2 separate regions of the Homo sapiens genome follow, and region 2 is linked to region 1. The links are chromatin contacts, found by Hi-C in ENCODE. All regions are on one chromosome and are shown on one strand. Each heading gives the region's core, a stretch centred on a gene start or an enhancer-like site at or near the end of the contact. The rest is flanking DNA. Distances are from core to core; before and after follow the strand shown. Region 1 holds the start of LINC02754 (long intergenic non-protein coding RNA 2754). Region 2 holds the start of UNC93B1 (unc-93B1 regulator of TLR signaling).

Region 1 (2,939 bases), core at 417-2,916:
AATTAGACTTAATACTAGGATGGGGAGGGGGTCTGGCTAACTTAGTAATTAGAATAGTTAGCTCTGGGTTCTAGTTGAACATGCTTTGATACTAGGGGATGTTATTTTCTTGTTCTTGTTGGCGCTTATCTAGATTTTCTTGCACTTTCTGGAGTGTATCTTTTATGACTAAGAATGGTGGAGGAACAGTTAAATCAACTTTGTCAGGGTGTTTCTGGAACATAGGGTTACTTAGATCAGTTAAAGGCCTGATTGGCTTGGGTGGGCTTTATGAGACTAGGGTTTTTTTGGATAGTGAACATAGACTTAACATTAAATCCTGGGATATAGAATCTTAATCTTCATGACATGCCATGATACTATTGAGTTGAATTAAGGTCATGGACAGCTATAGTAAGAGGATTACAATTTTTCTAGTACATAATTTAGGATGAGAAGCACGACTTATGGAAAGAGTTGAAGATCTGGTTGATCTTTTAGAGTAGGTGGCTAAAGTTACACGTGTCTAATCAGGGCAGAAAAACTGATAAGTATCTTGACAGCTAGCATCAGGGTGATTTCTAGGACAGAGGTAAAAGTCAATATTTTGGAGTCTTTTTTCTGCACTTTTGGAGCTTCTACACTTAGTTTGGCTCTTGGAGTGTCTGAATCTTGCTGCAAGGTTGACACTTCCTGCTCCTGGGACTGGCAGATTGTGTTGTTTTTCGTGGGTATGGACTGGCTTTGGGAATAGTACAAATAAATCAACTGCAAAGGAGACTTCCTTGGAGGTACTGGCCTTCTAAGTGGTGTTTGCAAATACACGTCCTGTTGTGAAAGAGGTGAGGAGAAAGGAGTAGGAAGGTACAGAGGACGTAACTGGCAAAAACAAATAAGTGAGGTAGTAAAAAGAATGTATCTAATGGCTTCACCTGACTTAGGCGCAGTTTTAAGGGGCCTGACTTAGGCCTGGGGACTTATGTTTTTAGTTGGGCTCTGTTGGCCTTTTTGATGCGGGAGTGATGAATCTAGGCAGGAATGCCATCTACTTTCAGAGCAGCTGGCGTCGTGAGGATGACGGTGTGAGGTCTTTTCTAAGCAGGAGTGAGTCTTTCTTTTTGGAACTTTTTAACAAACGCTAGGTCTCCTGGCTGGAATGAATGGCAGGACTTTTTCTGGTCAGGAACTGGATTGGGATGGGCTCCTCGAACAAGTGGCAGGATGATCTCTTGTACCAGTTGGAGAGACTATAGGTACTGTAATAAATTAGTTTGTGATATTTCTGCTAATTTGGCATCCCTTAGCTTAGGCAAGATAGGCAGCGCCTTCTTATACATGATTTCAAAGGGTGAGAACTTAGCCTGGTAAGGGGTGCACCTTACTTTAAGTAGGGCTAAAGGAAGGAGACTTACTTAATTTACACCGGTTTTTAAGATTAATTTTGTAGGAGTGTTTTTTAGGGTGTGGTTCACGCTTTCTACTTGCCTGGAACTCTGGGGCTGATAGAGCTCCAGGCAATAGAGGCACAATGGAGCTTCTATTGAACGTTTAACGCCTTACTGACTGACTGAGCTATAGGCGAGGTGAAGGCTGCTCTATTATCAGACTTTATGGCAGCAGGCAGCCTATATTGAGGGATGATTTCATTGCGTAAAAACTTAACTACTGTGTTGGTGGTTTCGTTTTCGGTAGCAAATGCCTTAGTCTATCTGGAGAAGGTGTCTACTAGTACTAGAAGGTATTTGTACTTAGCCTGGTGTGGTTTGACTTCTGTAAAGTCAATTTCTTACTTTTTTCTCGGCGAGTTTTTTCAGAGACAGTGGCCTGGGCTGGGTTTAGGACTTTGTTTGGCATTTACTTGGGTGCAGGTTGTGCACTGGAGAGCGGCTTAATCTGATAGGCTTTGAAGACGGGGGATCTTAAAATGGCTCCGGAGGAGCTGAGGTAGCTTTGCTCTTTTTAAGTGGGTGGTAGACTGCAGGTGACTGATTAAAGTTTCTTTAAGAGTTCAGGATATGAAGATTCTAGAGTCAGGAAGAATCTACTAACTTTCCTGATTTTTATTGGCTCTGAGATCTGAAGCCAGTTTTTTTGTTGTTGTTGTTGTTGAGTATACGGGATTGTCAGGCAGATCTGGCTGAGGAAAGGAGACTGTGGGCAGCAAGTTTAGAGGCGTGACTGAAAGTTGCGCTGCGACCTGAGCTGCTGAATCAGCTTTCTAGTTACTATGGGCAAAGCCGTGTTTTCTTTTTGATGTCCTTTGCAGTGGATCACAGCTATCTGCTGAGGTGAGTAGCCTGCTTTCCTGGTAGATGGCTTTATGTACATGCACAGTAGCAAAGGCGTACTTGCTGTCACTGTAAATGTTAATACGTTTATTCTACTTTATCGGAGAGCCTGAGTGAGGGCGATCAATTCAGCCTTTTGTGCTGAGGTGTTCGCTGGTAAAGCTTGAGCTTACAACACATCTGTCTCCGTGGTAACAGCTGCACTGGCTTTTAATACTTCCTGCTTGAGGAAGCTGCTCCTGTCTGTGAACACGGCGGCATCTGCCTTTTCCAGGGGCACATCTTGAAGATCAGATGGGCCAGTTTCGATAGTTTCTAACAGTTCTTGACAGTCATGAGCAGGAATAGTGCAGTCTGGGTCAGGATGTAGCGAAGCTGGATTGAAACACTTTGTGGGAGAGAAAGTCAAACCAGGCTGATCTAACAGTAAACTTCGAAACTGCAAGATGCGAGCATTTGACATCTATTTGCCAGAAGCACTTCGTAGTAAGGTCTTTACAGCATGAGGAGCTGTAAGGGTTAAATTTTGGCTTAGAGTTAACTTATCATCTTCTTGGACTAGGCTTGCTGTAGCCTCTATGGCTCGCAGACAACTTGGCCATCTAGAGGCCACAGGATCTAGCCTCTTAGATAAATAGGCCACTGGGCATCTTTAGGGTCTTAGAGCCTGAG
Region 2 (3,110 bases), core at 256-2,755, 120 kb after region 1:
GCCTGTCTGTGAGAAACACCCCCTCAGCACCAGTCACAGCGACTGGGCCAGGCATGGGTGCCTGGACTTTGCTGACCGATCAGAAACCCCTAACTCTACAGCCCCAACCCTGAAGGCCACAGTGGCTCTGGGAGGCCTCCAAGGAGGCCACGAGGAGGGTGCCACGTGAGGCCCAGGCAAGCTGGGAGGGAGCTCAGCCCGTGTGAATCTGTTGCTGGAAACCAAATGTGCCCTGAGGCAAAGTTCCTGTTTCCTTCCCCAAATCCGAGTTTCACCCCCTTCACTCTCAGGCTTCCGGGTAGAAAAAAACCTCTCCCTTGTTCCCTCGCCCCACAAACACCCCGGCAGATGGACACCTCCTGGCCCGCCGGCCTCTGTACCCCTCCGAAATGGGAGTACCGCAGCATCCCACAGGAGCAGCCGCGCCCACCTGATGAGCACAGGTGTGTAGAGCAGGGCGGCGATGGGAGTCACGTTGATGCCCATCAGCATTTTGCTGTCGATGTCGGGCAGCCCCATGTTGCCATACTTCACCTCGCGGTAGGTCTCGTCGTAGTGCAGGATCAGCTGCATCTGCAGGAGGCCTGGGGACAGGACAGAGAGCGGCGTGCAGGGAGCAGCCTAGCTTTGGGCGCCACCGAGCAGAAGACGGCATGCAGGCCTCGCAGGGAGCTCCAATCACCGAAGGCATTCCCGCTGACAGCGCCCCTCAGGACAGCGGGGTTCCCGGGCTGCGCCACGCCTTCTGCCAGCCCGCGGCCACTTGGCCAGCTAAGCCCAGACCCCCACCCGCCTTGCTCCGCCGGCCTCCAATTCTGACGGTGGCAGGTCTGTCCGGGAGCCCGGACCCCCGTCCCCCACCCACACCGAGGCTCTGGCTGGGACCCGGGGACGCTGCGCTACTTGACCCCCCAACCCCACCCCCGCCGCGGGGGGCCGTGGCTGCAGCTGCGAGGGCAGCGGAGGGGAAGTGAGAGCGGGCGGGAGGCGGCGGCCCGCGGTTTCTGTTTCCCGGGCCGGGCTGGGAGCGGGCGGGGCGGCCCCGGGTCCCCGAGCGGCACCTACCCAGGTAGACGCCGTAGGTGAGCATGCCCCCGGCGCTGGCAGCCAGCACGTTCTTGAGCACGCCCAGGCGCTTGCGGCGGTAGTAGCGGCGCTCCTCCTCCTCCTCGTTGTAGTTGGGGTACGCGCCCACCAGCTCGTCCAGCTGCGAGCCACGCACGCCGCTCGCACCCGCGATCGCGCCCCGAACCCGTGTCCCCCGGTGCCCGCCGCCCCCCGGCCCGCCCCGCCCCCGCCGGGGGGACCCTGGCCCACAGGGGACGCCCGCGCCTCGCACTCCGGGTCCCCGCTCACCGGGGCCTCGGGCCCGTCCGGGACCCCGAGCAGGTCCTCGTCGCCCTGCGGCCCCGCAGCCCCCGCCATCGGGTAGAGCGGCGGCTCCGCCTCCATGGCCCGAACTACTGCGGACTCGCGGCGGTCGCCCCGGAGTCCCTGCGACCGCCCGGCCACTTCCTCCCGGCGGCCGGGACCTGCCCCCGCCCCGCCCTGTCCCGCCCTGCGGGCCGCCTCCTCCAGGACACGTGTGTGTGTATGTGTGTGTGCGCGCGCGCGCGCGCGTGTGTGCAGGGGCCTGCCTGTGTGTGCCCTCTGGGGTGTGAGTTCGAATCCCCACTCAGCCACCTCCTGGCCCTGTGACTTTAGGAATTAACTCCATTTCTTTGTGCCTCGGTTTCCTCCGTTTCCTCGACGGTAAAACAGAAATACATGGCACTACCCCCGGGGCCATGGCGGAACTATTGAGTTAATGCAAAGCCTTGGAAAAGTGCCAGGGTTGCCTGGCTCCCTTAAGCTCCCCTCAGGGTTGCCTGGGTCGTCCCCAGCCCCACCTCCAAGCCTGCTGTTACAGCTCATCAAAGAGCACTGCAGGGACAGTAGCGTCACCACCTGGACCCCACCTCCCACCACCGGACGCTACAGCCAGAGCCCACCTCCCATGTCCCCATCCTGCTCCAGTTTGGGCTGTGCAAATGGGAGCTTGAGTGGGTCCTGGGAGGTGGAGATTGTGATCCCCACTGAACTACATGGGGGACCCTGCCACAACCATGTAGTGGGGCCCAGAGCCACCTGCCCCCATCCTGCTGGGCACTGGATCCCGGGCTGCAGCGGGAGCCTGTGGTGGGGCCGACACTCCAAAGCACTGGCTACCACCGACCTGGCTGGAGCCACGGGGCCACTTTTGAAAATATCCAGATTCTCTCCCCTGGGTTCCTTCTGGTTTGAATGCTCTTCCTGCTGCGCCTCCCAGGTGGCTTCCTTCCCACTCAGCTCTCAGAACAAGAGACCATCCCTGCAGAGAATGCAGTCCCTTCACTTCCCTTCTGGTTTTCCATGCCCTCCCTGTGCACCCCCCTCCACCCACTGCTCTTTAGGTACATCCTCTCCCAAATGCAGAGGATGGCATTGGGCACCTACTGAGTGATCAATACTTGTGACTGGATGGGTGCATGAGTGACTGGATGACAAACACCTCCCACCCCGCAAGGATTGCTGGGAAGGTGGGGGGAGGCGTGAATCTGCAGTGGCTTCAGGCTTCCAGGAGGTAGAACTTTCTCCAGGTGACGATGCCCAAGTGCAGATGTGGGGAACAGACAGGTGGATTCATGCAGGTGGGTGGCTGGAAGTGGGAGACAGGAAAGGAGCCGAAGAGAGGGCAGGGCCCGAGGCGCAGGGGCAGGGAGGAGGTGGGAGAGTATGGCTATGGCGGGGGCCGTTCTCAGATGGCAGACACCAGCATCATTACACAGTATGATGAGAAAGTGCAATTCTCCTGACTCAGCCTTGTGAGTAGCTGGAATTACAGGCGTGTGCCCCTACACCCAGCTGATTTTTGTATTTTTAGTAGAGATGGGGTTTCACCATATTGGCCCAGGCTGGTCTCGAACTCCTGACCTCAAGTGATGTACCCGCCTTAGCCCCCAAAGTGCTGGGAGTGGGCCCCCCGAGCTTCTCAATTTCCCTGAGGGACCCCAAACTTCTGGGGCCTGGTGCAATCTCTTCCTCCCCTTGTTCCTCTGGGCCTGGGGGTTGTGGCGGTTGCTATGGTTGCC

Evidence for each region. Hi-C counts contacts between places; a loop is a spot of excess contacts on that map. Pooled maps may share reads with other maps.
Region 2: a pooled map shows a loop between it and region 1 (2.2-fold over the local background). The contact joins the promoter of UNC93B1 here to the promoter of LINC02754 in region 1. A Hi-C loop is called at or near these places in 2 of 50 pooled maps.

The regions. Positions count from the first base shown.
Region 1 is chr11:67,882,762-67,885,700 of GRCh38, forward strand. It overlaps LINC02754 (long intergenic non-protein coding RNA 2754), which reads left to right and starts at 1,667. Exons shown (of 3, transcript NR_183627.1): 1 at 1,667-2,267. All of the region lies in intron 3 of LOC112268076 (translation initiation factor IF-2-like), which reads right to left.
Region 2 is chr11:68,002,592-68,005,701 of GRCh38, forward strand. It overlaps UNC93B1 (unc-93B1 regulator of TLR signaling), which reads right to left and starts at 1,506. Exons shown (of 11, transcript NM_030930.4): 1 at 1,357-1,506; 2 at 1,066-1,207; 3 at 431-584. The coding sequence starts at 1,452. RefSeq lists enhancers at 59-258, 359-408, 509-558, 1,463-2,006, 2,007-2,549 and silencers at 859-1,268, 1,329-1,628.